Linked DNA regions of Mus musculus: regions 1, 2, 3, 4, 5 and 6 are each linked to region 7. A link is a loop called in an ENCODE intact Hi-C map of the cell type or tissue named here. Cell type or tissue: left cerebral cortex. All regions are shown on one strand.

Evidence for each region. A loop is a pair of places that touch in the nucleus more often than their neighbours do. Peaks named below come from ENCODE experiments on the same cell type or tissue, not always from the same donor. Only the 100,000 strongest peaks of a DNase experiment are listed, where the experiment ranks them.
Region 1: a loop joins it to region 7, with 2.4 times the contacts of the local background. A loop is called at or near these places in 2 of 42 quality-filtered maps.
Region 2: it touches region 7 in a loop (3-fold over the local background); 8 of 42 quality-filtered maps call a loop at or near these places.
Region 3: it touches region 7 in a loop (2.2-fold over the local background); 3 of 42 quality-filtered maps call a loop at or near these places.
Region 4: it touches region 7 in a loop (8-fold over the local background); 8 of 42 quality-filtered maps call a loop at or near these places.
Region 5: it touches region 7 in a loop (3-fold over the local background); 8 of 42 quality-filtered maps call a loop at or near these places.
Region 6: a loop joins it to region 7, with 2.6 times the contacts of the local background. A loop is called at or near these places in 2 of 42 quality-filtered maps.

The regions. Positions count from the first base shown.
Region 1 is chr5:18,269,961-18,273,960 of GRCm38, forward strand. Gnai1 (guanine nucleotide binding protein (G protein), alpha inhibiting 1) reads right to left here. Exons shown (of 8, transcript NM_010305.1): 6 at 3,486-3,615; 7 at 1,866-2,019. Among named protein-coding and RNA genes, the nearest start is that of Gnai1, 88 kb to the right of the region's middle. In left cerebral cortex, no CTCF peak of the experiment used is centred here; a DNase peak (open chromatin) is centred at 2,160.
Region 2 is chr5:18,434,182-18,438,181 of GRCm38, forward strand. No RefSeq gene overlaps it. Among named protein-coding and RNA genes, the nearest start is that of Gm31752, 59 kb to the right of the region's middle. In left cerebral cortex, no CTCF peak of the experiment used is centred here; a DNase peak (open chromatin) is centred at 2,389.
Region 3 is chr5:18,304,958-18,308,957 of GRCm38, forward strand. It overlaps Gnai1 (guanine nucleotide binding protein (G protein), alpha inhibiting 1), which reads right to left. Exons shown (of 8, transcript NM_010305.1): 2 at 3,826-3,868; 3 at 3,596-3,737. Among named protein-coding and RNA genes, the nearest start is that of Gnai1, 53 kb to the right of the region's middle. In left cerebral cortex, a CTCF peak has its summit at 1,537; DNase peaks (open chromatin) are centred at 501, 2,503 and 3,643; H3K27ac peaks cover 1,628 bases.
Region 4 is chr5:18,086,425-18,090,424 of GRCm38, forward strand. No RefSeq gene overlaps it. Among named protein-coding and RNA genes, the nearest start is that of Gnat3, 130 kb to the left of the region's middle. In left cerebral cortex, a CTCF peak has its summit at 1,772 (motif pointing right); a DNase peak (open chromatin) is centred at 1,577; H3K27ac peaks cover 565 bases.
Region 5 is chr5:18,443,957-18,447,956 of GRCm38, forward strand. No RefSeq gene overlaps it. Among named protein-coding and RNA genes, the nearest start is that of Gm31752, 49 kb to the right of the region's middle. In left cerebral cortex, a CTCF peak has its summit at 2,213 (motif pointing left); a DNase peak (open chromatin) is centred at 2,221.
Region 6 is chr5:18,290,626-18,294,625 of GRCm38, forward strand. It overlaps Gnai1 (guanine nucleotide binding protein (G protein), alpha inhibiting 1), which reads right to left. Exons shown (of 8, transcript NM_010305.1): 4 at 838-995. Among named protein-coding and RNA genes, the nearest start is that of Gnai1, 68 kb to the right of the region's middle. In left cerebral cortex, no CTCF peak of the experiment used is centred here; a DNase peak (open chromatin) is centred at 2,300.
Region 7 is chr5:18,356,574-18,360,573 of GRCm38, forward strand. It overlaps Gnai1 (guanine nucleotide binding protein (G protein), alpha inhibiting 1), which reads right to left and starts at 3,840. Exons shown (of 8, transcript NM_010305.1): 1 at 3,479-3,840. The coding sequence starts at 3,596. In left cerebral cortex, CTCF peaks have their summits at 1,819 (motif pointing right) and 3,996; DNase peaks (open chromatin) are centred at 1,860, 2,075, 2,465, 3,103 and 2 more places; H3K4me3 peaks cover 3,388 bases; H3K27ac peaks cover 1,348 bases.

The DNA.
Region 1 (4,000 bases), 87 kb before region 7:
CTTTGATCTGACTTTCAGTCTGAACAAGAACAAAGTGTGTGTGTGTGTGTGGGGGGGGGCATATATGTGTTTCAGTGTGTACACATTCATGGTGGGAGCATAGGTACTGTCTACCATGGGAACTTTCCTGAAAGAATATATGATTGAGTGAGGGCAACTTCAAAACTGGAAACTTTATGAGACAGTCAAAGGAGAAGGAGAGATTAGCTTGGCTTATGCTTCAGTGCTAAAAACCACATTCAAGAAACAGTTGGAAACAGAGGCAAGGGGCTGCAGAGGGATGTTCAGGGTCTGACAACACAATTCAACAGCCAGCATGACCATGAAAGGACTGGAAATGGATCCCGGTGAAATGGCAACTTACAATGAAGAAGGAGGAGGTGCTTTGCAAGTCAGCAGACAGAGGCAGGATACACCCAAGCAGGTGGGGGCTACACAGGGTTTATCCATAAAACATAAAGGCTCATAGTCGTAAGAACCAAGTGCTCATGGTGATGCAGGAAGCAACGGAACCAATTCTTAGAGCAAGTAGTGCAGATCTGAAATTATAATCTTAGCACTTGGGCTATCAAATGATTATGTAATAGTCTTGTGTTTACCAAGGAACAAGTCCTTTCTGCTTCCACTGAGACCCTAATTAACTGCTTGGTGCAGGCCTAGGTGCAGATGTGTGGTGCACTGGGGTCTCAAGATGGACTATATCTGAGCAGGGCTATCCAAGAACCAATGCCAACAGGCTGCTCAGCGTCAACTTGGAAGCAGCATTCACGCAATGCCCACCAACAACCAGTTCAGTGCAGCATTGACTCAAATTTTATTTAGAGTTTGAGAAGTTCTGGAGAATTATTTTTTGCTTTTTCAAACAGAATGAGGAAAAGGTTAAGAACATTTACATTTTAGATTTAGAGTTCATACAAACCAGTGAAAGTCTTATATTTTAAAGAAACAGGATGGATATAAATATATATATGAAAACCAATTTACTTTGCTTATATATGAGGACTGGAAGGGTGTGTGGGGATAGATAGCTCTGGTCCTGGTATTCACTTTTTGTTTTGGAAACAGGTTCTCATATACCCTGATCTGTCTTTGGACGTTCTATGTAGACCAGGATGGCCTTGAAGTACTGATGTTCCTCTTCATCCCCCAAGACTGGGGCTCATAAGTGTGAACACCAGACTTGCTTTCAATATCAGCTTGGGATGTGCTCCAAGGAAGTAAACCAAATTAAAACCAAGGTTTTAACCCAGTTCCTAATTTTATAGATGAGGCACTGGAACATAGATAAAGTATCTGCTTTGTTTGAGATCACAGACCAAATTTTGTAAAAGCTAGGCCTTTACTCACAGAGGTACATTGTCTATGAGAGTCTCACTATTAAGGCCTGGATTTCCTATCAAAGTTTCCCTGGCACCGTGGAGGAAGTGGCTGCCTCTCTGGCTCCTCTTCACTTGTCTTCTTACAGTAATATTCATGGTCCCTCTTAGAAGCAGGGTGACTGCTATTGTTTATCATGAATGTGTTTGAGAGAAGATAGTGAGCAGAGACAGATCTTATCTTGTTTATCCAATCTGTGATCTGGTTATTTTTTTTTAACAAGTCAGTCTTTACATTTACAGAGACATGGAGACATCTCTGGAAATTACCTCCAAGCCTTTTCACAAAGCAAACCAGGGATGTTCAGAAAAACTTCTCCACACCTTAAGGGACTATTTGTGCTCAAATGCAGTTTGAAAAGTATGACACCCTCCAGTGAAAGAATTAGCATATCAATAAATTCAAACCAACACCTGCAAATCTTGCCATAGGGGGAATTTCACTCAGAAGCACAGGATTTGCTAGGTTACTCTAAGAGAGTGAAATACCTGCATATTCTGGGTAGCATATCGTGAGGGGGCTCTTTTTTATTTTTTCTTCGAAGAGGTCCTTCTTGTTGAGGAAAAGGATGATGGACGTGTCTGTAAACCACTTGTTGTTACAGATGCTATCGAACAGCTTCATGCTCTCGTGCATACGGTTCTGTAATTAAAAAAAAAAAAGAAATCATTTTCATGAACAGTGCAGTTTCTGAGGATCTGTTTTAAAAAGAACAAATGTGGCAACTGCCAGATCCTTTCAGCTGAAAAGCACGTAACACCCTGAAGGATGTCCCAGTTGGTGTCTCAACTCCAATTTTGTCTCTAACCTGTTCTGTCTGAGTCACTTTGGCTTATTTCAAAGTGAAGAAGAAAGAGCCTTAAAGGTTTACTCCCTGTGATGGAAGGGAAGCTGGCCCCGGGGTGAAAGCAATTAACTCCTGATGAAAAAACCCGAATGCCTTCCCTCTCCTCAAGCAACAACAATATACTAGACAACAGCTGGAGACCCTGCACAACCAGGGCTGTGACAATGTGACCAGATCACAGTTCGACCCAGACACTAGGACCATGCACACCCAGTGCTTCCGGCTTTTTCTTTTGCTCGTCTCAGCTTCTAACAACAGCCTAGGGTGCAGATACCCTGTTCTCCCAGGAAGGCTGTAATGAATGATTTTTTTTCCCTCTTCTTCCTGGCCAGCATCTTCTAATTAGACTTATCAGGTGACAGTTGGCCAGGTACAGTGGTTGTGGCTTCTATCTAGTCAGATCTGTGCTCTAGAGCTGATAATAATTCCAGAATACTAACTACATTCTTTGTCATTTCTGGACAAGCACAACATAGATGTTAGCGGGCACCTTGTTCAATGTCTTTCAAACATCACTGGCTCATGCCTGAGAGCTATAGGATGTCACAGTCAAGGGATGTCCACATGGGAACACATGGAGGAAATGTCACTGCTGCACAGGCCATCTAAGCTTTGCTTAGGAGGTAGGTGGAAGCTTTAAGAGCACTGTGTCAAATGGAGAGAGCTGAAATCCAATTAGCCCAGCACAGTGGATGTTAGAGAAGATGACTTCCAGTTCTTGTTTTCTATCCTTTCGTGCTGTGTTCAAAGAGGACACTGACACGTTTTACAGTGGGGAAATGCAAAAAATGTATGTTATGCCCCATTTCCCCCCATGACTGATGACGGTATGAACTTGATTTAGAAAAACCTGAAACCTGCCCATCATTTTCATATGTTTATAAGTGCCAGAGTTTTCAATGTATTAGAAAATACTTCCTAGAGTAATGGTATATTTATTGGATGTTACTTGAAAATTGTTTTTCTATAACTAGAGAAGTATAACATATAAGGAAGATTATAGACCGACAGAGTAACTCATGGGGAAATATGAGCCTTTGGGCAGATGCAGGCAATTCCCAGGTAGATGGATGGAGAAACACCTGTGCCTTCTAAGCATCGGTGCCCTCTGGGCTGCAGCAGAGGCGCTGAAGCAAAGAAATTGAACTTGCAAATACTTCGTTCATGAGCAAGGACTTCTCAAGGCTCCTCAGCTAAGGTCTTGGCAACGTGTGCAGCTCTGGACATTTCAGGCTGTACCCCTACAGCTGCTTCTACTTGCCATTTCTTCATCTTCAGCAAGAACCAGGTCATAGTCACTCAGGGCCACACAGAAGATGATGGCGGTCACCCCTTCAAAGCAGTGGATCCACTTCTTCCGCTCTGACCTCTGACCTCCCACGTCAAACATTCTGTAAGAGGAAAATGTACGATTTGACACCACATTAAATGTTCAAAAGCTCCGAGTTCTGTAATGCCAAAAAAAAAAAGTTTCACATAGCTTGGAGGCTGTGGGATGGGAAGAAAGGAGAAAAGGGACATAGTGGGAGGAAAAAAAATGTTACCAGTTAATTTTCTCAAAGGGAAAAATGTTAATAAATCATTCTTATTAAGCATTTGATTACAGCTAGAGTAACTATAAAGCAAAATCAAAAGTACTCTCCACACACAGCACATCTGGGTCCTTGAGATGGCCCAGAGAACGCCTAGCAGCCTGAGTTCAGCGCCTGGATCCTCTCCACACCCACTCTGTGGCATGTGTGTATGTGTGATATCCTGTGTGCATACACACACATA
Region 2 (4,000 bases), 78 kb after region 7:
TGACAACTCTTATAGTTTTCTTTTGTATTCACAATCACACTGTATTTAAAGTCAATTAAAAATTTCCTGTGGTACTAAGCAAACACCACACTACTGAGCTATTTCCCTAGCCATATATAATTAAATTTTATTCCAAATCAGGGCCTTACTAAGTTTTTCGGGCTAGCACTTAACTCCCTATGTAGCTCAGGCAGCCCGATGGGATTGTGTGTATGTACATATCATGTCCAGTGAATTATTTACTCAACCAGTTTATTATCTTTCAGAAGACTGTATGTATACAAGAGCAGAAACTCTCTGCCTCAGGCTAATGTATAATAGAACTTAAACACATACTGTTGAAAACAGAATAAATCATTGACTTAGCCCAGGGAGAATGGAAAGGAAGTGAATTCAGGCCCATGAATTCTAAGATAATTAGGCTGGTATAGATGTAAAAGTTTTGGAATTTGGAAGAAAAGAATTAAGTTAAATATGATTACATTTTATGTCCCGCTGGTTAAGGAAAGGGGGAAAGCAAGGAGGTCTCACATTGATGGGTTGGTTGTGTTGTTTCACTTACAAGAATCGTGAGAATTGCTCAGGGTTGAGGGCAGATCCTGGAACACCAACAGGAATGCACTGCAGGCAGCAGCAAAGGCGATCTAAGATGGAAGGAAAATCTGAGAGCAGAGATTTCAATGGAGAGGAATGGAGATGTTCGTCATAAACTATCCAGCTTATGAGAGTTCTCCATGGTGATTTGTTCTTGGCCTTCTGTTTTATTCAGTGGGTCATGTTCCATTAGCGCTAATACTTAACTTGAGGTATAGCACACACAGTTGCTCGAGGAATGGTCTGTTCCATTTGTCCTGTGTGTGTGTGTGTGTGTGTGTGTGTGTGTGTGTGTGTGTGTATCTGCCTTCTGACTATGCTCTAAGGGCCCATAGGGGTTGCTGGAATAGAGCGTGGAGAGGAGCCTGCAGAGTCTAACATCCACAATCTACCCACGTCTTACTATGCAGATCAGGTGGCTTCTGGTCTGGCCCTAGCCTAGAGAAAACTGTGAGAGGGAGTGTGCCTTTAGCCCTTTCATGCAAGGCACATCCTCAAGGATATGTATAAATACACACATATTTACATTTGTAAACACACACAGATAACAGATAGATAGTTAGATAGGTAGATAGATAGATAGATCAACAGACAGGCAGACAGACAGATGAGGGTTGATGGAAAGAGAGATGGTACATAGCTTATTCTTAGAGTATCTTCAAGGATACACAAATGAATCTGAAATCTCAGCTATAAGTTAATATTAATTCCAAACTAATTTTTATTTTGTCTATCTATCTATCATCTATCTATCTATCTATCTATCTATCTATCTATCTATCTATCTTCTATCTGATAGTCTGTCTGTCTATCACACATCACCTATTATTGTGCATCACTGTGTATGTTGTGTGTGAGAGAGAATGCAAGTACTGCCCTCATTCATGTGTGGTTGTCAGAAGACAACTTTGAGAGTCTGTTCTCTCCTTTGGCTGAGTCCCAGGGATTAAATTTAGGCCACCAGTATTGTATAACAAGTGCTTTTAATTGGAGGAGCCACTACGGTGGCTTCCCAGTTTCAGTCTCACACCACAGGCTTCATTTTCATTGTCTACCTTTTTATGTTGGTCCCCCTTGGACAATGAAAATGTTCACTGAGGATAGGCATATATTCACTAATGTTTTCAACACCTCCTGCCAGCGCTCCTTGCACACTTGACAGCATTGCTCTACTCTTACCCTGCTCACTGGGCTGATTCTCACATGGAATTCTTTTGATTTCTCTTCTGCTCTCCTACCACGAACCAAATATGTTTTGACATGAAATCCCTTGGATGCCCTCCTCATTTTTTAGTTTTTGTCATCTTCCATACCAGGCCACCTCCCCCTGCTACTAAAGTCTGCAGTGACCAGATTCACCTCATAGCTATAAGACAGAATTGTAGAGAAAAGACAAATTTAACATTCTGCACAGTGTTACTTTATTTTATTTTATTTTTCCTTTAATTTTAGTTTTTTGCTTATTGTTCCTCCCACTCTGGCACTTGAAGCAAGGTACCTCCTCTCCCACTGAGGCCAGACAAGGCAGTCCATTCTATTATTGTATCATTAACATTCCCCATGTTATTTCGTGGCCTTCTACCTCATGACTGATGACACTCATTTTATTCCTGTTTTTCTTAATGAAAAAAAAATTGATCTGTAGTAGGAAAAACTGGGGCCATTCAACTAGGTTAACTTGATTTTACGTTGGCTGTGCAGTCATATATACTATGCTGCCTGTCTCATTCCCTTAGCAGAAGAGCAGCAAGGGAAGTTGTTCGGCTGTGAATTGCAGCTGCACCACATGATCTTCCACCCCCGGGCCTCACGTTCTACTCCCACACTTTCCTTATCAGAGATTTACTGCTTGCAGATTCTGCTCCTGGGAACAGAAGAAAAAAAATTGTTTTTCCGGTTGTTTAGGTTTTAATTCTCTGAAGAATTGTCATTTAAGTAGGGATTTTCTTCATATCCTTTCTGCCTTTTATGTGTGGAAGTCTTAAATTAATTGGAAAGGACTTCATTCTTTGATAATCTTTTTATTTTTTCCATTTAGTATATTCCTGTGGATCCTTCCAATTCTCACCTCATATAGCTACAGGTAATAAGGTGCATGGGATGCAGTCAGGTCTTTAAAAATACTATGGAGTGAGTTGGCAGCAGTGGAAACTGCAAAGGACATTTAAAAATAGCAGCCGTATAAAGGAAGGGCTCTTTTAGCTTAAAAACTACAACACATCATCTGAAAAATGCTTTTACATTTGTACAAATAATGAAAATGCTAACCATAGTTGAAGTGACACTAAATATCAAAAGAATCTTTCGAAAAAAAATGGTTTGCTTGCTTGTGGTTTTGAGACGGCCTCAGTTTTTGGTCCCACTCATTTCACTGCAGACAGGAATATATTCACTAAGGTTTTCAACGTCTCTTGCTAGCGCTTCTTACACACCTGAGAGATTTCCCTACTCTCTCCTTGTTGACTATGCTGATTCCCATGTGGAATTCAAACCGCTCTCCTACTATGAACCAAATATGTTTCAATGTGAAAGCCCGTGGGTGCCCTCCTCATTTTGTAGGTATTATCATCTTCCACACAGGGCCACCTCCCAGTTCCAGCAGTCCTGGAACACACTGTGTTGACCAGGCTGGCTGAGACCTCAGAGATTAAAAATGTGCACCACTACACCTTGCTGAGAAAAAAAGTTGTAGCATATAAGTCGGCAAGAAATATATAATCTATAGCTCACTTCATAGTCCCTTCTCAAAGTTATTTTGGACTAACAATTGACATTTTTTTCTATCAGCCTCAAGCATGTTGTGTTTCTCTCCCTTGTAGCTCTCGTTGATTCAGACTCTCAATTGCCTTTTCTGTTTAAGAGGGGTTTTTTTTTCTCTTCATAATCTCAATTCTCCTTTCAAATAATGAAATCCCATTGCCTTTAGTTCTTGCTCTACCCCTACAATGTTCACAATGCGTATGTGTGCAAAAGAATATGACTGTCCCTCTGTAACAATTAGTTTTAATTGTCAACTTAACACAACTTGCAATTACCTGGGATGAGTGTCAATAAAGGATGTTCTAGATTAATCCAACCTGCGGGCATATCTGTGGAGTATTTTTCTCATTCCCCTTATCAATGCGGAAAGACTCAACATGAAAGTGGGCATTCCTGGGTATTGAGCTCTTGAGTGTATGAGAGTAAAGAGTCACCTGAACAGGGAGTGTGCATGCATTAATTCTGCCTTCTCTTGACTGTGGATTTGATATGACCAGGAATCATGAGCTAAAATAAACCCTTTCTTTCCTGAGTTAGTCTTGTCACCATATTCTATCACAACAATAGAAATGGATCTAGGTCACCCAGTTATTTGAAAAAAAAAAGTCACAGGACTCTGCCACATTCCTTCCTGCCTGAGGACGAG
Region 3 (4,000 bases), 52 kb before region 7:
ATCACTACTGATTTTATCTTTTAAAAATTCTATGAAGTAGTTGTTCCTTTTTTTTTCTATTCTAGTCCATATAATTAAATATGATGAGAGACACTGAATCACGTATCTGGGGGCTGGTCTGGGAAAACCAAAAGCACATCAGTGGGGAAGGCATCTCTAAGCACACCCAATTGACCGCTAAAGGTAGTACTTTCAAGTCATCAGAAATGGACTGGTTACTTAATAAGTGGCAATAATGCAAGAGACAAATTATGACATATTTAGATCCTGTTTAATAGTGAACACCCCCTAATAGGTGGATAAATAGATTAGAAAAAAATCCATAGTATTATTGACAATACTAAGAGATAATGTTTGAGAAGCTGTGTCAGCTGTTGTGTGCCTTGAGGATCTGGTCCAGGTCCCTCTCACCCACAGAAGGAGCTCAGCATGCCAATATGAATTTTTGTGTGCACTTTGCAGTTGGGGAAGACTGAGAAAGACTCCTGGAACATCTTGGCTACCCGAGCAAGCTGAATTACTGAGCTCCAGATTCAGTGTGAAACCCTGCGCCCAAAAATAAGGTGGAGAGCAAGGGAAGAAGACAAAAGAGGACGTTAACCTCACACACAAATGCACAGGGACGTGCACAGATGCAAGCACACAAGTACTAAGTTCACAATCATTTTGGCTATACAATGAGTTTGATGCCATTCTGGGATACCTGAGACCTTGACTTAACAAGAGAATACTAATTACAGTAATTATGAGTATTGTCTTTATATCAAGACCAAGACAAAAATGTCAGAATTAATGCAAAAATAAATAAAAGTTTTGGTAAGAAACAAACCATAAAGAGTGAATATCTCTCATACTCAAAGAAAACCCTTCCCAAAAACAATTTAACAAAAGTGAGAGTACCCAGAGGGTTCACAAGGAAAATACAAACAGATAAATGATTATGAATATCAGGGAAAAACTAAAAGGCAAAACTGATAATCTTCCTTATTTATAAGCTATTGAAAGTTGGAATGCTGGTCATATCTAAGTCAGTGTAACCCTCAGAAAACAGACAGTGATGAAGGCTTGCTATGCTGACGCCAGAGCTTCCGAAGAGCGACTAACCATAAAGCAGCACACTTATTCAGAGTATTTACTCCTAAGGCTAAGCACACGGATCTGTCAAGAAAGGTTTGGAAAGAATTTGTTCTAAGACAGGTAGGAAAAATCAACGGCTTCTCATAAAACTGCCTGCACTGTCCCTGAAGCACCAAAACCTAGGCTCCAAGCGGCTCTGAAGCAGTTAGTTCTTCTTGCAGACACTGTAGGAGATTCCCAGGACTGGGAATGTGGGGCGCTATTGAGTTTGGTTCGGTTTTCTGAGACGAGGCTTCGAGGCTACACTTTGTAGCCCAGGGTGACCTTGGACTCACGATATAGCTTATTAAGTTCCTGGCCTCACTCAAGAGGTGCCTCCTGCCTCATATCTCCCAAACACTGGGATTACAGGCTTGAGCTGCAACAACCAACTTACATAGATGAATTTGCATGTTTTCAGTGGCCATAATTGGAACTGCTATAAAGTACAATTTCTGTTTACTTTCTCTCCTTAATCTCAGTCTGCGCCATTCTTTTAAACAGAGATTAAGAAGTCAGTGGTATTTCCAAGAGTGTTTCCAAATAATTTTTAATAATTCATAACATTCCTCTAAATTTCCTCCTGAAAAAAGATTTGATTATATCTAGAATATTCCGTCTCATCTACTATTCATCCAGTGTAATTTATGCATTTATCATTTATTCACCTAACAAGTGCTCTGAGAGTGTTGAATGAATAAATGATAAATTAATTACTTAGAATGATCTTGACCACAGTCTCAACATTGTACCTTCCCTCTCTAGATTTACCTTACATATATGCTACTTTGTAGGCTTGGTAGTTTGGGGGCCAAACTCTGGGCCCCACATAGTCAAGGCCAGTAAGTGCTATAGCACCAAGCAATATTCACCCAGCCCTGTATTCAGGAACTTGCAAAGTCAGTAATTATAGAAATGATGAATGTTACGTTTTTATGATAGTAGTGAGTACCCTGCTACATACGAATCTCTTAAAATACACTACACCCCATTATTTCCCTCCATTTTACTCTGTGCCCCACTAACAACTGTTTTACTTTCTCTTTGAGACTTGAGTTGTACATTTTTTCAGATTTCACATACAAGTGAAACCAGACTGTATTTTTTTCATATATCATAATATTTTTGGTGTAGAAATGACAGAACATCCTCTCAGTGATGTGTGGACAATAACAAGTAAAGATCCTCAAATAAACAGAGTAAGCATCAAATAGAGAGAAAGGAGAAGACAGTGCCTTGTGGAAAGGATACTGTGGATGAGTGGAGGGAGCCAGCACAGAGAGCCTCAGCCAGCACCAAGCCTGCTGCACTCCAGGCCTGCTGCTGCCCTGCCATGAGCTTCCTTCCTGCCTTCCAGCTTCTCTACCAAGCACTGGCTGCTCTGCTGAAATCCCACTTAGCTCTGAAACTCTGATTCATGTCTTTAAATAGCTGGTATTTTCCTGTCCCAAAGATAAGCAAACTCATACCGTTTTCATTACTGAGGGTTCAGTCACTGTTTTAGTCTAGGCCCAAGAACAAATAATGAGATCATGCCAGTGCTGAAATGTTGTTTTATTTTCTTGCTGTGTAGTCCTGGCCTGGCTGTCCTAGTACTCACTGTGTAATCCATGCCAGCCTCATTGCAGCAATCCTCCTGCCTCAGCAAGTCAAGTGCTAGACTAAAATATCTAAACATCTGAGGCAAAGTAAACCTTTTGTCTTGTTAAGCTAATTACCTCTGGCATTTTATTTTATTGATGGTAACTGCATATGAGCTTGTAGGCACAGAGGTATCTATGTGTTATGGTTTGAGTATAAAATGGCTATAAATGTTCATTTGCTGAGTTTTTGTTCTCTAACTAGTGGGCTATTGACATGACTGGATGGGGCAAATATAACATCACTAGTGAATTAAACTGCTGCCAAATTCATAGGTGAACATGCAATTAGAATGGGGCCAAGCAAGCTGGAGGAATCATGTCACTGTTTGTCTTTGAAAAGAATATCTTGTCCCTTGTCCTCTTTGTGTCTCTCTCTACCTCCTGCCTGTCATGAGGTAATCCATTGTTCCATCTCCCTCCCCACCATGATGTTTTAGCCTTGCCTAAAGACCACAGGAATGGAGTCTGCCAATCGTGGTCTGAAACCTTTCATGCTGTGTGCCACCAGCAAATTGCCCCACTTTGAGTGGGTTTGCCCAGGTGTTTTGTAGGGCTGGGAAAATGTTACTAAGACTCTAATATCTATGTTATATAGAAATTACTTCAGCTATGTCTGAAGAGGCTGGAGAAGTCAGGGAAAACAGCAGAAGGTGGAGAGTGCAGGTCTGTGTATTTCTTACTTCCCTTACTTCCGAGGCTCCAGACTCACATCTGTCCTTTTGATTTCTTGCATGAGGCATTCTGGACAGCTGTCTGGCCTCAGCTATACAGCTACGGATGCAGCAGCATCCCACGAGTTAGTCATCAGACCCATGCCAACACACTGAATGCCTTACCGCCCGAGCAGAGTCTCCGAAGTCGATTTTCAACCTCCCCATGGCTCTAATGATGGCAATGATGGACTGGATAGTGTTGCTGTAGACCACTGCCTTGTACTGCTTACACTCCTCTTCCGAGTAGCCGGCTTCGTGGATAATCCTACCGAGATCAAAGGGAAAGAAGAACACTTCCTTACAGAGGTCACTTAGAGTCATAAAAACGTATCTAATGTCTTCCATTTACTTACTTCATCTGCTTCACAATGGTACTCTTTCCAGATTCCCCAGCACCTAGAAAACAAAATAAGGATTTTCTAATTCAGTATAAGCACTTAAGTATCTCCAGCTCCGAAAGCACACACGTGTTCACGTCTAGCATGTTCACGAAAGTGCGTGTGCATCCACCACATTTTATGCCACTTA
Region 4 (4,000 bases), 270 kb before region 7:
AATGTATATCTTCAGCTGTTAAACTTTTAGAACCTTTAGTGATAAAAATGTGAATGAATAGCCAGAGGTTACAGGGGAAGGAGAGCAGGTGAAGTCACTATCCCACTGTAGATGAGTCTTCTAAGATACTAACCACTGCATGACATCAGTTCATCCAAGAAAACCATCCTGAAGTGTTATTTAATTTGTTAAATCTTCTGTGATAGAAAAAATAACTCACATACTCCAAAAGAAACAATAACAAAAACAAAAGCTTCAGCCAGTATTGAAAAATATTTATATTCATCCTGAGTCTTTCTTTCTTCTTGCATAAGCAGCAGAGTTTCCGCAATGAAACAAGCCAGGCGAGTGAGCACATGGCTGAGAAGTTCACCCCTGCAGTTGTGAAAAGCCCTCTTGGGAGCCACTGGGGTGTTCTGGGAACCAGTGACAGCAAAATGCTTCAATAACAATATGGTCAGGACCTAGAAATTGAGTTGAGGAGAAGGGCCAAGTTCTATTTACGTATGCCTGTAAGCTTTAGTCTCTCATGTTCCTACTACACTTACACCTGCTATGTTTCCGTACTTTTCCTAATATGCAAGGTGAACAATAAACCATGGATTGCAAACTGAAGGAATAAAGGCTGAAATCATTGAATAAATGTGGCTTTGCTTCCCTTCCCCAGCCCTCCTTCTCTCTCTCTCTTCTCTTTCTCCCTGTCTCCCTGTCTCCCTGTCTCCCTGTTTCTCTCTCTCTCTCTCTCTCTCTCTCTCTCTCTCTCTCTCTCTCTCTCTCTCTGTGTGTGTGTGTGTGTGTGTGTGTGTGCGTGTGTGTGAGGGTGGGTGGGTATGCTACACTCCAAGCCATAAAACTTAAAGTCATAATTATTCATCTTTTCCCCTCAGTATTTGAATTGAACCTACATCCTGTGTGTGCTAGGAAAGTCTCCTGGCTTTGATCTACATCCCAGTCCTCTCTTTACTTTTTTATTTTTTTTAATTTTGAAACAATCTCATGATGCTATCCAGACTTGTCTTTTATTTACTGGAGCCAAGCCAGATTCTGTATCTGATAATCCTTCTGTCTCACCCACCCATCACTGGAACTACAGGCCCATGACACTAGATTTGGTCTTTCATTTTACATATAGTATTTTTTTGTTAATGGTCTATTCTTAATACAAAATTAGCCCAAATTAGTAATTTATATGAAAACTGACTTCTCAATTAAATGACATTCTAACAACATATACTTAATCAAATACAGAGGAAGTATTTTTAGAGTATGCCAAAATGGAAATAAAGAACTCTATCTCCATCAAAAAAATAAAATAAAAACACCATTTATAGGATTATATTCATGTGCAAATAGTACATGAGTCAGCATAGATTTTTGCATGAAAAATGCAGAAATGAGATACATAATTCATTTTCTATGTGTAATCCACAGTTCTGAAATGTATGCCAATTTCATATATGGCACATTATATCTTGGTTGGAGATGTAAATTGGTACATGTATAAGTCGAATTAACATAGATTCACAGACGGCAAGAGCATCAATATTTTCAACCACCAGATGGCAGAATTAAAGTGACGCACTTCAGACTACAGATGCAGCTTATACTGAGGGAAAAAAATAACTGCATTCTCCATCCTGCAGTCTATTTTTAGTTGAACACACATGAAAATGCATTGCAGCAAAGTAACATGTGTATTGAATGGGGAAGAAAACTATTTTGATTAACAATTTCTCGACTGAATGGGTCCTTGCTTTGGTCCAGTCTGAAAGATCCCTCACAGCTCATGTGTTTGAACACTTGGTGGCGCTGTTTTAGAAAGTCAAGGACAAAGGAATGCAGCCTTGTTAGCAGGTGTGAGTTGTGGGGGCTGGGACCTGAACGAACTGTTTCTGGTTCTGACCTGAGTTTTGTGCTTCCTGAGCCCACACTATTAGGAAACCCTGCCAAAGGTTCCCTCTGCTATGAACTCTACCGTATTCTCTCCACCAGGGTGTGCTATACTTGAAACCATACGAAAGATAATCCCTTCTCCCTTTAAATTGCCCCCAATGCGTTATCTTTCTGGCAGTTAGATTACAGGGCTCTTTAAAAACTCACTATTTAAATCAACCTAACAGTGGGGCAGGACCAGAAAAGAATTTTCCATCGAGTTAGCATCTCCTTTTGAACGTCTAAGTCGGCTCCACCTAATTTCAACCAAGCACTCATGGATTTACTTTGCATTTTTGTCCTTCTCCACCTTCTGAAAACTGGTCATTTGTGTCTAAATCTCTCACGCAAAAGATACAGGATGGTCAGCTTCTGCCATTTCCAGCGGAGACAATGTGGTTTAAACTACAGTTCATACACACTGGGTGTTAATAAAATTAAAGCCATAAAAGTAACAATGATAAAAATGAAAAGGAATTATGCACACAGTATATGTATGTATGTTCTGCATCCAGAGAACTCCCCAAAGATTCAGAGTTACGCTCATTATAATGGTATGGGGATTTTCATATTTTAATTTTTCTTAATTTCTCTATGAGATATCATGTGTGAGATTCCTAGTGGATGAAATTAAATGGTCTTCTAAGGTTTTTTTATTTGTTCATTGTTATATGAGATGTGAGTTAATTATTTTCCATATAGTATTATTTTATTAATAGGAAGGAACTTAAAATGAATAATCATCTAAATAATTTTAAGAATAATGCTAAATAATTTTACCACCAGAAAGTACCCCATGCATTGTGAAAGAGGTTTAATTTTTAATTTGCAATGGTTTTAAATAGAACAAATATCCTCATTTTAGCTATTAGGAAGCTAAGCTTAGATGACAAAACTCATCTAAACACCCATGTTGATGTGTGGCTTAGACCTGGTTTATATTAATGTTTTCACAGTATCTGGATACCACCCTTATCCACTCCTTCTGGTGCCTGCACCTAATTTTAAAAATAATGTACTCTGTGGGTTGGTTTTTGTTTTTGTTTTTTGTTATTTTGTTTTGTTTTGTTTTGCTTTTGTACCTGCTCCCAATAAAAACTTAATATTTGTTTTATACTAAAGATTAAATAATCATCCAAAAACATTTGGGGAACCTACACCTCTTCTACTGTTCCTGAAACCCAATTCCCCCTCAGCTCTGTAGCAGAAAGACTACTATAGTCTCTTTCCTATCTGACCCCATCCCCTAGGGATCTCAAAGATCCTCTGCCCCAAACATTCCCCCCAACTCAGTCCAGTATTTCAGCCTCCAGCACCAGCAGGCCTTCATGGGAAATACACCAGCTAAGCAGAACAGGGAAACAAGTAGGCTGAAGACCCTCACCACTTCTTTCCCCCCAGCAAGTCCAATCTCTGAGTCTCATACTCAGCTTCACAAAAGACCACCTTGTGTATCTGTCCTTTCCTACTGCCTATGTTTCCTTGGACCCCACAGTCCATCCCTTCTTAACTTCCCTCCCTCAGCTCAGCCATTTAATCTGAGCCCCCTAACCAGCAGGCACCCCTTGTTAACATAAGGCCATAACTGCCAGAAAATCAGGTAGACGGCTCTCAGCACCTTTCTTCTTCCTTGGTCTCACAGACCTAATCCTGTCTCATTCTCAGCTCTGCAGCAGTATTCCCTCAGCAGCCTTCCCTGACCCTGTCCCCCATTCTGTCTCCCTTGCGTACCACAGCTCCTCCCCCTCTAGCCTTCCTAACTCTGCTTGTTGCTTTGTCCCAGACCCCAAGCCCAGAGGGCACTTCCTGCTAACAACAAGGCTGCTCCTCCCAAGGCAACTAGCAGGCAACCTCTCCTACTGCTTCTGAGATCAAATTCCCTCAGTATCATTTCCAGCTCTGTAGCAGGAAACCTGTTGCTATTGCCCTTTGCTCTATGATCCTCTGCCCAGTACAAAACAAGGTTTTATAAAACTAAGGGCTAAAATCAATGAAATAGAAATGAAGACAATAATACAAAGAATCAATGAAACAAAGAGTTGGCTTTTTGGCAAAATCAACAGAAAAG
Region 5 (4,000 bases), 87 kb after region 7:
CAGTCATTTTCACATCCTGCGGGCATGGTGTCTAGTTCGCTTACAGCTAACAGAAAAGCAGCAATGGTGTGATGCGTGGATGAGTGTTGAGCAGGCACACAGAGGGAGTGCTGCTTCTCTTGGAGAGCTACTCCCCTGCTCCACTCTTTCCCTTACTGGCTCTGAAGTGGCTGCCACGTTGTAGTTTGTCCCCACTGAAGACTTGGGAGAAAGAACACTCAGGACCAGAGAGACCTGGATAAAACTCAGGCAGACCAAAAGGAAAGCTGCAAATGCAATCCTGGCCCTCCCAAAGTCAGCCCTTTACTGTTAATGATGACACAGAAGCCCTAGTAGATAGATATCTTGATGGTACTTTGTGAGACTCCCAGCAGAACACCTATTGCCTGGATTGCAGATTCCCAAGCTGTGTGAATGTGTGTTGTCTTAGGCTGTGGTGTTATAGAAATATAACTACTATATGACCAAATGACTACTATATGACCAATACAGAGTGCAACTTTACTTTTGTTCCTGAAAAAATTTAATGAAGTGTTCTAGGGTTCCTCCACTAAGAATGATGCATGTAGGACCAGCGAGATGGCTCAGTGGTTAAGAGCACTTGCTGCTGCTCTTCCAGAGGACTGGGGTTTCATTCCCAGGATTGAAATGGTGACTCACAACCATTTGTAACTCCAGTTCCAGGAGATCTGATGCCCTCTTCTGGCCTCCACCTGCAGCAAGAATGCAAGGAGTGCACATATATTCAGAAAGACAAAACATCATACACATAAAATAAATGAAAATAAAGATGGCTACATTTGAGGGCTGAGGATATTGCAGTGCTGCAGAGTGCCTTCCTGGCATTTATGAAGCCCTGCTTTTTCTCTGCACATAAAACACAATGGTTAGTCCGAGACTTGGGTTAGGAAACATAATCACATTTTCTGAGGTCTTCTGTTAGATTTCCAGCTTTTCCATATCTCTGAATTTATCATCTACTTAGTATCACCAAAAAATAAAACTAGGGGACAGGGCTTAAAGGTGAATGCATCGACTGTTTTCCAGAGGCCTTGTGCTCAATTCCTAGTACCAATATGGTGGCTCACGGCTTTCTGTAACTATAATTCCAGTGGATCTGACACCCTCTCACAGACATGAATGCAGACAATACACAAATGTGCAAAAAATAAATTTAAAAATTAAAAAATGAAACTAAAACAGACCCCCCCCCTGCAAAAAAAACAAAGAACAAAAAAAAAAAACAAAGGAAACAAGGACGAAAAATATGGATTTGGGTTGACATTGTGTCACTATGAATTCAATATAAACAAAAATATTTTCCAGGATTGAAATAAAAGAAATGATTAAAAAAAACAAAACAAAACAAGATATAATAGCAAAGAAAGAAGGAAAGGTATGTAGGAGGAACCTGATTTATCATCACCCTGTCATTTTGTATCATTCCTGACTTTTATCCTCATTATAAATGTCTTTGTAGATGCATATTATCTATTTTTCTGAAAATATAGTTTATAGATTTCTCTTTCTTTTCTAATTTGTTTTCAGGTGAAAACTGGGAAATATTTCAGTATTACAGCCACATCCTTATGAACGACCCTTTCGTTTTATAGATCCCTCCCTTTGTCTACTGAAATACCATCACTCTGCTTCTTCCAGAACTTCAGGAACGGGCTGTTTTACATGTATGATCTATTCCAAGTAAAGCACTCTTTTCTAGAAAAACCAGAAAGGTTTAAAGATGGGTCAAAGTTTACTATTTATGAAATTCTGAATCATGTAAACAGAAGTTTGATATGTTCTTGACGCCCTCTTACCTAATTATTGCAGAAGAAACGGGGTGTATCTGATGACTTCTGAGGACAGAGTCCTCTCGCGGACTAACCGGAGTTTGAATAAAGGCATCAGATCATCATGGTTAACTATTTTGTAGTATCGTGTAAGAAAAAAGTTGAACTTGAAGCTCAGTTTTAACTTCAGAAGAGATGAGTCCAAATTAATTTTTGCAGCGACACTGTTTTAAAATGTTTCTGTGAGGACTTACTAGCCGTTGGAAAACTAATGACACGCAAGTTCATTAACTGGGGAGATGTTTGGGGAACGATATCAAATTATAACCCTCTAAACAATTCTTCCAGCAACCCTCACCTTTCTTCATCAGCAACTTCAAGCCTTGCTTGAAATACGATATTGCAAATGCCGTTCTGCCACCTCGTGGTGGATCATGATATTTTCTTTGACAACCAACTCTCCTTTAGTACTCATTGGTAGAAGAAGCTGTAGATAAAAAAGGAAACACTAGGAGTTACAGAGACAAAATTTGGAGCTGTGACGAAAGGATGGACTATCTAGTGATTGCCATATCCAGGGATCCATCCCATAATCAGCTTCCAAGCGCTGACACCATTGCATACACTAGCAAGATTTTGCTGAAAGGACCCAGATATAGCTGTCTCTTGTGAGACAATGCCGGGGCCTAGCAAACACAGAAGTGGATGCTCACAGTCAGCTATTGGATGGGTCACAGGCTCCCCAATGGAGGAGCTAGAGAAAGCACCCAAGGAACTAAAGGGAACTACAACCCTATAGGTGGAACAACAATATGAACTAACCAGTAACCCGGAGTTCTTGTCTCTAGCTGCATATGTATCAAAAGATGGCCTAGGGAAAGAGAGGCCCATTGGACACGCAAACTTTATATGCCCCAGTACAGGGGAACGCCAGGGCCAAAAAGGGGGAGTGGGTGGGTAGGGGAGTGGGGGTGGGTGGGTATGGGGGACTTTTGGTATAGCATTGGAAATGTAAATGAGCTAAATACCTAATAAGAAATGGAAAAAAAATCATGAAGTGGTCCTGCAAAAAAAAAAAAAAAAAAGATGGCCTAGTCAGCCATCACTGGAAAGAGAGGCCCATTGGACTTGCAAACTTTATATGCCCCAGTACAGGGGAATACCAGGGCCAAAAAGGGGGAGTGGGTGGGTAGGAGAGTGGGTGGGGGGGTGGGTATGGGGGACTTTTGGTATAGCATTGAAAATTTAAATGAGGAAAATACCTAATCAAAAAAATTAAAAAAAATTATCTGGGTAGAAATAAAATGTTTTTATCTGTAGTTTACAGAAGAAAAAAAAAAGGAAACACTACCTATATTACAATCTACTAGACACACTAATACGTAGAATTGAATAATTTGTAAAATAATGAAGTTTATATTTATTGTTAATTACATATATGTATATATGATATTATTTATTAATATGAAACTGGTTAAATGTAAAGATCTAAGTTCAAATATTCCTTTAAAACATGTGTTTTGGTAATTAATCCTAAATACCAAGAATAAATGCCAATGAATAACATTTTTTTTCCTTTTTATTTTTTTTTTTTTATTACGTATTTTCCTCAATTACATTTCCAATGCTATCCCAAAAGTCTCCCACACCCCCCACTCCCTTACCCACCCATTCCCATTTTTTGGCCCTGACGTTCCCCTGTACTGGGGCATATAAAGTTTGCCTGTCCAGTGGGCCTCTCTTTCCAGTGATGGCCGACTAGGCCATCTTTTGATACATATGCAGCTAGAGTCAAGAGCTCTGGGGTACTGGTTAGTTCATAATGTTGTTCCACCGATAGGGTTGCAGATCTCTTTAGCTCCTTGTATACTTTCTCTAGCTCCTCCATTGGGGGCCCTGTGATCCATCCAATAGTTAATATCTCATAAAGGCCATACCAACTGCGGGTGGAGGTTGGAGTCAGGGGAGAGCCCAGAAACCTGTCTGCCACCGCATTGTTCCGGCTAGCAAGTCGCATAAAGGCCTCACTACTGCTATGACAGGCAGTGCGAGAGCGGGAAGACATCCAGACACACACCTGCCTCTATGCCACACAGTGGACACCCAGAAGCTTGCTTGCCACAGGCCACACAGTGCACCGCAGAGGAGGTCACCCAGAGACTTGCCAGCTGTGTCGCGTGGCTGTCTGATGTGGGAGCCATTACAGTATC
Region 6 (4,000 bases), 66 kb before region 7:
CATAATCTAGGCGTGTTCCCTAACTAGCTCATAACTTAAATAACCCCTTTATTTGACTGCATGTCTGCCACATAGATGGTTACCTCTCATTAGTTTCCTATGTCCAAGTTCCTTTTCAGAGTCTAGGAGACAAATCATCCCCCTGACTATCTATCTCCCAGAGTTCCAATCTCTCATCCAGAACTCCCACCTTCTACTTCCTGTCTTTTGCTAATAGGACATCAGCTTTTTATTGACAGATAATGGTTCCACTTACTACTCAAGAGATTAGCCTTACAATCAAGGTCCTTTTTCTAAAATGTATGTTTATCCTCAGAGATAGTAGCTACTCTCAGCCTTAATCAGAGAAGTTTCTCTTTACAGTGAAAGGAAGGGAACGTTGATCCAAGTGGATAGCCAGGATGAGGATAAGAAACAAGAGTTGAGGGCTCAACCTAAGGAAGACATTCACACCACCCTTCCTAAGGCACAGAGAACTCAGCAGAAAACAATGCAGCAAGTGTATCAGAGCTGCATAAGTGCTCTGAAGAATGCAGAGGGAATTTTGGAAGTCTCAGTGACATTCTTGGTGGTATGCTAGGAACAAAGACAGCCCTATTCTGTACGCTTCCACCTAGAAATGACATATGCATGAGGCTTTTTCAAAACATAGGTAATAACAGCATTGCTACCACAAACGTGTTAATAAGACAGAGAAAGCACTCAAATATGGTCACTCAGAAAGCATGAGTTTCACACTAATGTGTCAGGCAGTTCTCTGGCACAAGTGGCCAGGAGATAGATTTGGTTAGAGTGTGGTCTTCATGATAGCTGACTTCTAAAGCTGTGGCTACTTACTACGCTGCCGAATCGTTCAGCTGGTACTCCCGGGATCTGTTGAAGCAGGCTTGCACACCACTGTCTTTCCACAGTCTCTTTATGACACCGGCGAGCTCTGCAGTCATAAAGCCTTCTTCTGCAGCCCCAGCAAGCACGAAAAGTTGGCGAGCATCATCCTGCACATTTCACAAGACAAGAGATGGTACAGATGAAGAGATAAGTAGGGGGGAAAAGCAGCACAATTGGGAACTTTCTTCATGGTTTTTATAGAAGCGCCACACTTTTCTTTATCTGTGTGTGTGTATGTATGTATGTATGTATGTATTAATAATCACTGAGGAAGTGTTTGCTAACCAAGACATAGGGGAGGAGAACAGCACGGCTTTGATGTAGATATACCCACAGTGCATGTATGGGACAACACACACACATTTCTAAACAAAGGACGAGTGTATATATAACGTTGGTCCAGCTCTGCTTCAGTGATGAAGGGCTAACAGTCAGTTTGTGAACCACAAGTAATCACCCACATTCAGCCATTGTTGCCGAAGAGAAGCAGAACAAGAGCCTCTGACTGGACCCATGCTGACTTACGCACCCATGCTGTTATAAATAGAAAACAGGAGGTCAGATGGAAGGAGCTTTCACGTGCACTTTATGCACATTGAGTCTTCAATATCTGGGGTGTAATCTAGCATAATCTTGAACTAAGACCAAACACATGTTTAATTTCTCAGATATGAATATGGGTAGTAATTACCATCCTGGTAGCATAGTAGAGACCCTAGGTAGAAACAATTTAAAGTGAAACAAAACAAAACAAAACAAAGCCTAGGTGTCATAAATTGCTACTTTGCTCAGGTTATTTTTAGCTTGCGATGTATGGTGGAGGAATAAGCCATTATTCCCAAGGAGCATCCTTCCAAACAACAGCTGGTTCTCTGATCTCCAGGTTGAAGGTATCTGAAAAGTTCGAGTGTGTTGAAGAGATGCAGAAGTGTTTATCTTTTTGTTATTCTTATCACTATTCTATGTACAGAACTAAATAACCTCTATTACACTCTGATCAGGTTTTTTTTTTTTAAACAATAATCTAGAACTTATTTAAAGTACACGGGCAGGATTTCTGGAGATTACATGTAAATATACCTTTTGAGTTTTTAAAATAGGTTTCTACTACTCAGCCCCGGCTAGCTTTGAACCTGTGATCCTCCTGCCTCAGTGCCAAGTACTGAGATTACAGGAGGGCACCACCATACTTGGAAGCCATGTTATAAATAAACTTGATCATCTTCTGATTTGAGTATTTGCTGAGTGTTCTTGGACTAATTGCCTGCCTGCCACTCCTGGGGGAACAGTGTACTGTTGTCTAGTCTTACGGAATGATGGAAGTATGACAGAGTATGCAGCAGAGAAGTGTCTCAGGGCATGGCGGCAGAGGAGACCAGCTGACAATATGAATTCATCCTGCTGCTAATTCATGAAACATTTTCTTTTCAGCTGGAACTCATCATGGAAACTAATTAAGTCTCTCAGCATGGGAACACATTATTCAAGCATATGTTTCCCTCTTTAGTAAACCACAAGAGAGATACATGCAAGCCAGCAACACGTGCGTATCCTTAGCAAACCAGCCTACCACAGGCTGCGGCCACTCTTAGCATAATTATCCTAGTTCCAATAAGCAATAAGGTCACCTACTAAATAATAACCTACACACTCACACTCACACACACACACACACACACACACAGAGAGAGAGAGAGAGAGAGAGAGAGAGAGAGAGAGAGAGAGAGAGAAACCCCACCATTTTTATTTACTAAACCACAGAAAACATAATTTCATTTAGAAGAATTCTTAAGTCCTTTTTAAAAAATATACTTCATCATGTAACCTTTAGTCAATTTCAGTAAAGTTTTTGGCAGACGAGGTGAAGACGCTCAAGTCTGGGTCACCTAACAGACCCTTTTCCTTCCTACTTTCCAGGAAGGCACTCAAAAGAAAACACAGAAGGAACTTTGGACACTGTACTTATAAACTACACTTCCCAAGGCATTCAAATGTCTCTTCCTGTTTTAGATTGCACATGTAGTAAGACCATGCAGTCCTGTTCCTTCCATGTCTGCCTTATTTGACTTAGCACAGTATCCTTCTGATTATAATGAAATGTTGGTCAAACCTCCAGAGATAGAAAATTAAACAATGCCCACCTGGGATAAAGGAAGTGGACAGAGAAGCAGGAAGTATGGTTCAAAGGAAAGGAAGCAAAGGACAGGCCGAAATCATTGCAAGGAGTTAATGCCCAATGTCAGAACTAATCATACAGCTGAATTTTATTGGAATTATGTTAACTATGTTTATTTTAACCCCTCTCATAACCCAAAAACTGTAATGTGTGAGAATGGACATGTTAACTTACATTATTGTAGTAACTATATTGCTATCCTGTGGATCCCATATAACATCAAATTGTAAACCTCAAAACTCTACAGTAACAAATGTTAACTGTAAAAAAGTCTCTTCCTCACAAAATGTAAGTTAACTGGAAGTAAGTGGACACAGTGTGATGGTGTACAGTTACAATCCTGGTACAACTTGGTATATACCTGGGATGCTGACAAAGGCTCATCTCAAGTTCTAGGCCAGCCTGGGCTACAGAGTGAATGTGAAGTCAGTGTATATTACAGTGAGACCCCGTCACAGGAGAAACAACGGGAATGTTTACCTCCCAATGACTGCTGGACATTTAGTCGTCACCCACAGGAGAGCCCTGAAGTAAAGAGTTTGAGCAGAAAGCATTAGAGAAACCTTTCTACCTCACTTTTTGTTTCAAACAACCCAAGGCAACTTGTCTCAAGTATGACAACTAGTCACCCAGTCATCATATAAATCATTAAATCAACAATCAGTAAGTCCTTACTGTCTAAAACTTAAAATAGTAGGACTTTGCAAAATGTTTAAAACACAAAACTCCTCAAGTGTCTAGAGATGTCAACAGGAACACATGCAGTAAGGGTAAAAGGGACAGGGACCATGCAAGACGGGACTGGACTGCAGTCTGTTTATAGGATGCATACCACAGTGTTACAAACAAGGAAGGGCCGAAGAGCTTGGCTCAAAGTTAGACTTCAATTTCCAGCATACCTACTACCAAGACCTCTATGTAAGCACCATGTGGTGC
Region 7 (4,000 bases):
GGCAAAGGGAAAAGGCCAAGAAGAAGCAGAGAAATCTTCAGCAAGGAGGCTGTGAGGCAGAGGGAGCCTGGAGCTAGAAGTGGGAGGACGGGAAGTGGATTCAAGAGAAACTCCACATATGCAAAGCACACAATGACACAACCAGTAGCTCCAACTAGAATAACTACTAACACAAATAGACAGGGACACAGAAGCACACAACCCAGGGGGAAATGGCATGTCGACTCGTCCAAGGGAACATGTTGCCTCTCTGATAACTAAGGCTCTGGGAAATGGCTAAAGCAATGAAAAATGGAAACCTGATAAAGCAAGAATTCCTCAACTACACAAGTCATAGTATGTGTCCAAAGGCAGTGGAAGGACTGCTGATTGAAGGGCAACAGAAAATGCCCGTCAGCAGAAAACTTAAAAGTCCCCACCCGACTCCCCACCCCCACCCCAAGCCTATAACTATAACAGTATGCTATGCTAAGGAGGGAAGTCGGCTTCTGGGGGTGATTTGCTTGTGTGCGGAAGTGAGTATAGAGTACCGTCTGCTATAATAAAAGAAAATACAGCTCAAACCTTTGCAATGAGATTGCAACTGAGCAGCGAATTCTTGAGAACTGTACTTTTTTTTTTTTAAAGCTAGTACCTTTTATCTTAAAAAATCATCACCAAATGCAATTTAATAAATGACAGGAGTCCAACATAGTCTAACTGAACAATGTCCTAATTGTAATTCTACTGACCTTAGAATCATGAATTCTCAAAGATGTAATAGTAAAAGGTATTTTCCTCTGGAACAGTTATCCATACACAGTGGAAAGAGTGCTAAATATCTGCATGGATCATGTAAGCATCTTAACTGATTCATATACTGAAAGCTGGAAACTAAACTGAAATACTTAAGTGACCAAAAGTGCAGCCTGATCCCCTTCAGGTCAGAAGACAAGATTTGGTCCTCTCTATTGGTGCAGGCTTGAATCTCTGGACTTAGGGAACAGGGAAACACCTATGATTCAAATAGTAAATACTACACACCCAGCACCCAAATAGTTACTAATTATTTGCAAATCTTATGCAAGAGTCTCTCACTTCAGATATTTAAAACAATGCATTATTTCATGCAAAAAATGCAATGTTCTAAATAGACTGTTTTAAATGTTTTTATGCTGTATCTTTAAGTAAATTATTGAGAAGCAAAACTAAACAGATGAAGATGAAGATGAAGACACCCTCCTAGGAGTCCAGGTGGTATTGCTGGGTTACTTAGATACCACTTTACATCTCAGTTGACCAGCTACCATGAGTTAGGTGGATGACACCATAGAGTTACTTGCACACAGCCTTAAACATCCAAATTTGGACTAAAGGTCATAGTTCACTGCTAAGTCTGACTTGGGGAAAAAATTTTCAACTATTACAAGAATTAAGATTTGCGAAATAAGTACACAAGGATTTTTTTTTTCTCTTAAATGGGAACTAGGGTGTCGGATGAAGTGGTGCACAGGAAGACAGGGGTGGGCTGGAATTCTCGACAGAAAATACAGTTGTAGATGAAAGCAAAACCTCAAAGCTAGAAACAACACTTAAAGGAATTCCTTCACTGTTTCTTTGTTTGCTTGTTTATAACTTTAGAATCCTTCTCATGCACTGGTTTGGAGGAATAAGAACTGTATAATTTCTTCTGAAAATCAGGACTCTGGTACATCTCTCATTAACTCCCCACAGATGGTAAGAGAGATCAACTTCAGCTGCATGTTACACACTCAACTATATTTAATTATTAATCTAAAACAGTGGTTCTCCGCAGAGGTTACATTTCTGCCTCCAGGGGGCGTTTGGCAACATTTTAGGAGATTAGAAAGGGTGAGCAGCAATTAGCATCTAATGGGTGGAGGTCAACTTCATTGCTAAACATCCAACAGCACACAGGATACCTCCACACACACAGAGAACAACAAAGAATTATCAACTTCAAATCGTCAACAGTGATAAAAAGAGATACCTTGCATTCTGAAGCTTGCAAAAATTCCATTTTTCAAATCTTTCATAGGTGTCTAATTAAAAGATAAGCTGCCACTATCACTGGGAGGGCTCATTTTACAACTGCTTTAAATGTGGTGGATGGTAGCTCCAACTGAGAACAGTATTACAACCAAGGAGACCTTCCAAGCAGGTGCTCTGAAGCCACAGAGAAAGAACTGTCTAATCCCTTTATTTTATGTTTATTGTAAGTTACATGGTTCTGTGGCTAATATTCTAAAAACACGCCGATCTCATGGAAAGACAGTATCTTTTTAATATAAAAACTCAGTCAATCCTATTTACAGAGAAAGATTTATGGGGAGGCTGTGATGGGTGAAAAACACCACCCAGGTCTTTAAAATGCAAAGTTATTTCACAGTTTGCTTGCAAAATGACTCAGATCATTATTACTTTTAGTCATGCCAAGTTTGCTTCTTCTAAGCCTACTAGTAATGGAGAAAGAAGGAAATAACCACCATCTTTCTGCAGTCGTTAAACCAATGAAACGGGAGCTTACTAAAAAGCAGATCTGTGCAGCGATGTTTCTCTTTTATCACAACTGTGAGAAGAACACAAGCAAATCGCTGGAAGTGCAAACGAAGATTCTAAGAAATCTATCATCTGCCTAAATACCTACAGTGTGGGAGAAAAACAAACAAAAGGAAAAACCCTGACTCACAGATCTAAAAAAACCATAACCTGTGAATATTTTCCTTATATCGCTCAATCAAAATCCGGATCTACTCTTTTTTTTTTTTCCTCCGTTCAAAAAAACTGGAAGAAAGACCTTCACGTCGCCTATTAGCAAAACAGTGTTAAGAATGAAGAAAGAAAGCATGGTGTGCAGCTGTCAAACCTCACTGGAGCGAACACCGCAGTGGAGGAACGACCCTGTGGTCGAGGAGCCTTTCGCACCTGTCAGGGCTGTTTTCACCCGCGAAGCCTCTTTCCCTTCCTACTATGAGAGCAAACGTAAGCCAACTTTGGTGGTTTCCATCCCCCACCCAGGCAAAATCCAGCTTCCAGAGCAGCTCAAGTCCTTACGCAGGGAAAATCTCAGCGCTCTTTTCCACTCACTGAGTCGCCATATGAAGTTGACAGGAAGATCACTGAGACCCCGCAGAGGAAGAGGACCCACAAAGAGAGCCCCGAGGCCACCCAACGTGGCACTTTCCAGGCGTGGGCAAAGCGCAACGCGGCACGACACCTCTCACCACCGGGTTTCCGTGGAGAGGGGGTGCTTGGCTTTGTGGTCCCGAATTGTCCCTCATCTAGGGAGGGCAAAGCTCAACTTCAAAGATCGGATTCCCACGCGTCCCGCCGCCCCGCCACACTCTGGGCTGCCAGTGAGGTCGCGCGACAGTCACCGCCGCGGCCAAGAAGCCGCCTGCGCTGTTGAGGGACTGGGATGCCGCGCTCGCTCACCGCTGTCCCCCGGCCCGGGCCCCGTCCCCACGGCCGCGCTCACCCAGCAGCAGCAGCTTGACCTCCCGCGCCGCCTTCTCGCCGTCCTCCCGGAGGTTGCGGTCGATCATCTTGCTGCGCTCCACGGCCGCCTTGTCCTCAGCGCTCAATGTGCAGCCCATGGTGGCCGAGCGTCGCCGCGCCCTCGGCGCCGGGGCCGGCTGGCAGAGCGAGGAGAGGCTGGCCCGGAGGCGGCCCCGCTACGTCCTCAGCTCCCGCAAGCTGGAGGCGAGGTCTGCTAGTCCGCACGCTGCCGCCTCGGGCGGCCGTCCCTGCCGGCGACACTCCGCGATCCGCGCCCGCGAATCCCTGCGACCGCTAGGCTCTGCCGCCGCCGCCGCCGCCGCCGCCACCGCAGCTGCCCGTGGCCGAGCCGCAGCCGCGCACAGCCCGAGCGAGCTCGGCGTCCGCGCGCCGCCGCGGCCCCGCCCCTGCCCGCCCCGCGACCACTCCCAGCGCGCGCTCACGCCCGCCCGCGCACGTGCCGTCGGACAGCGCCCCCTCCGACCGCCGCGCGCCCGCGTGA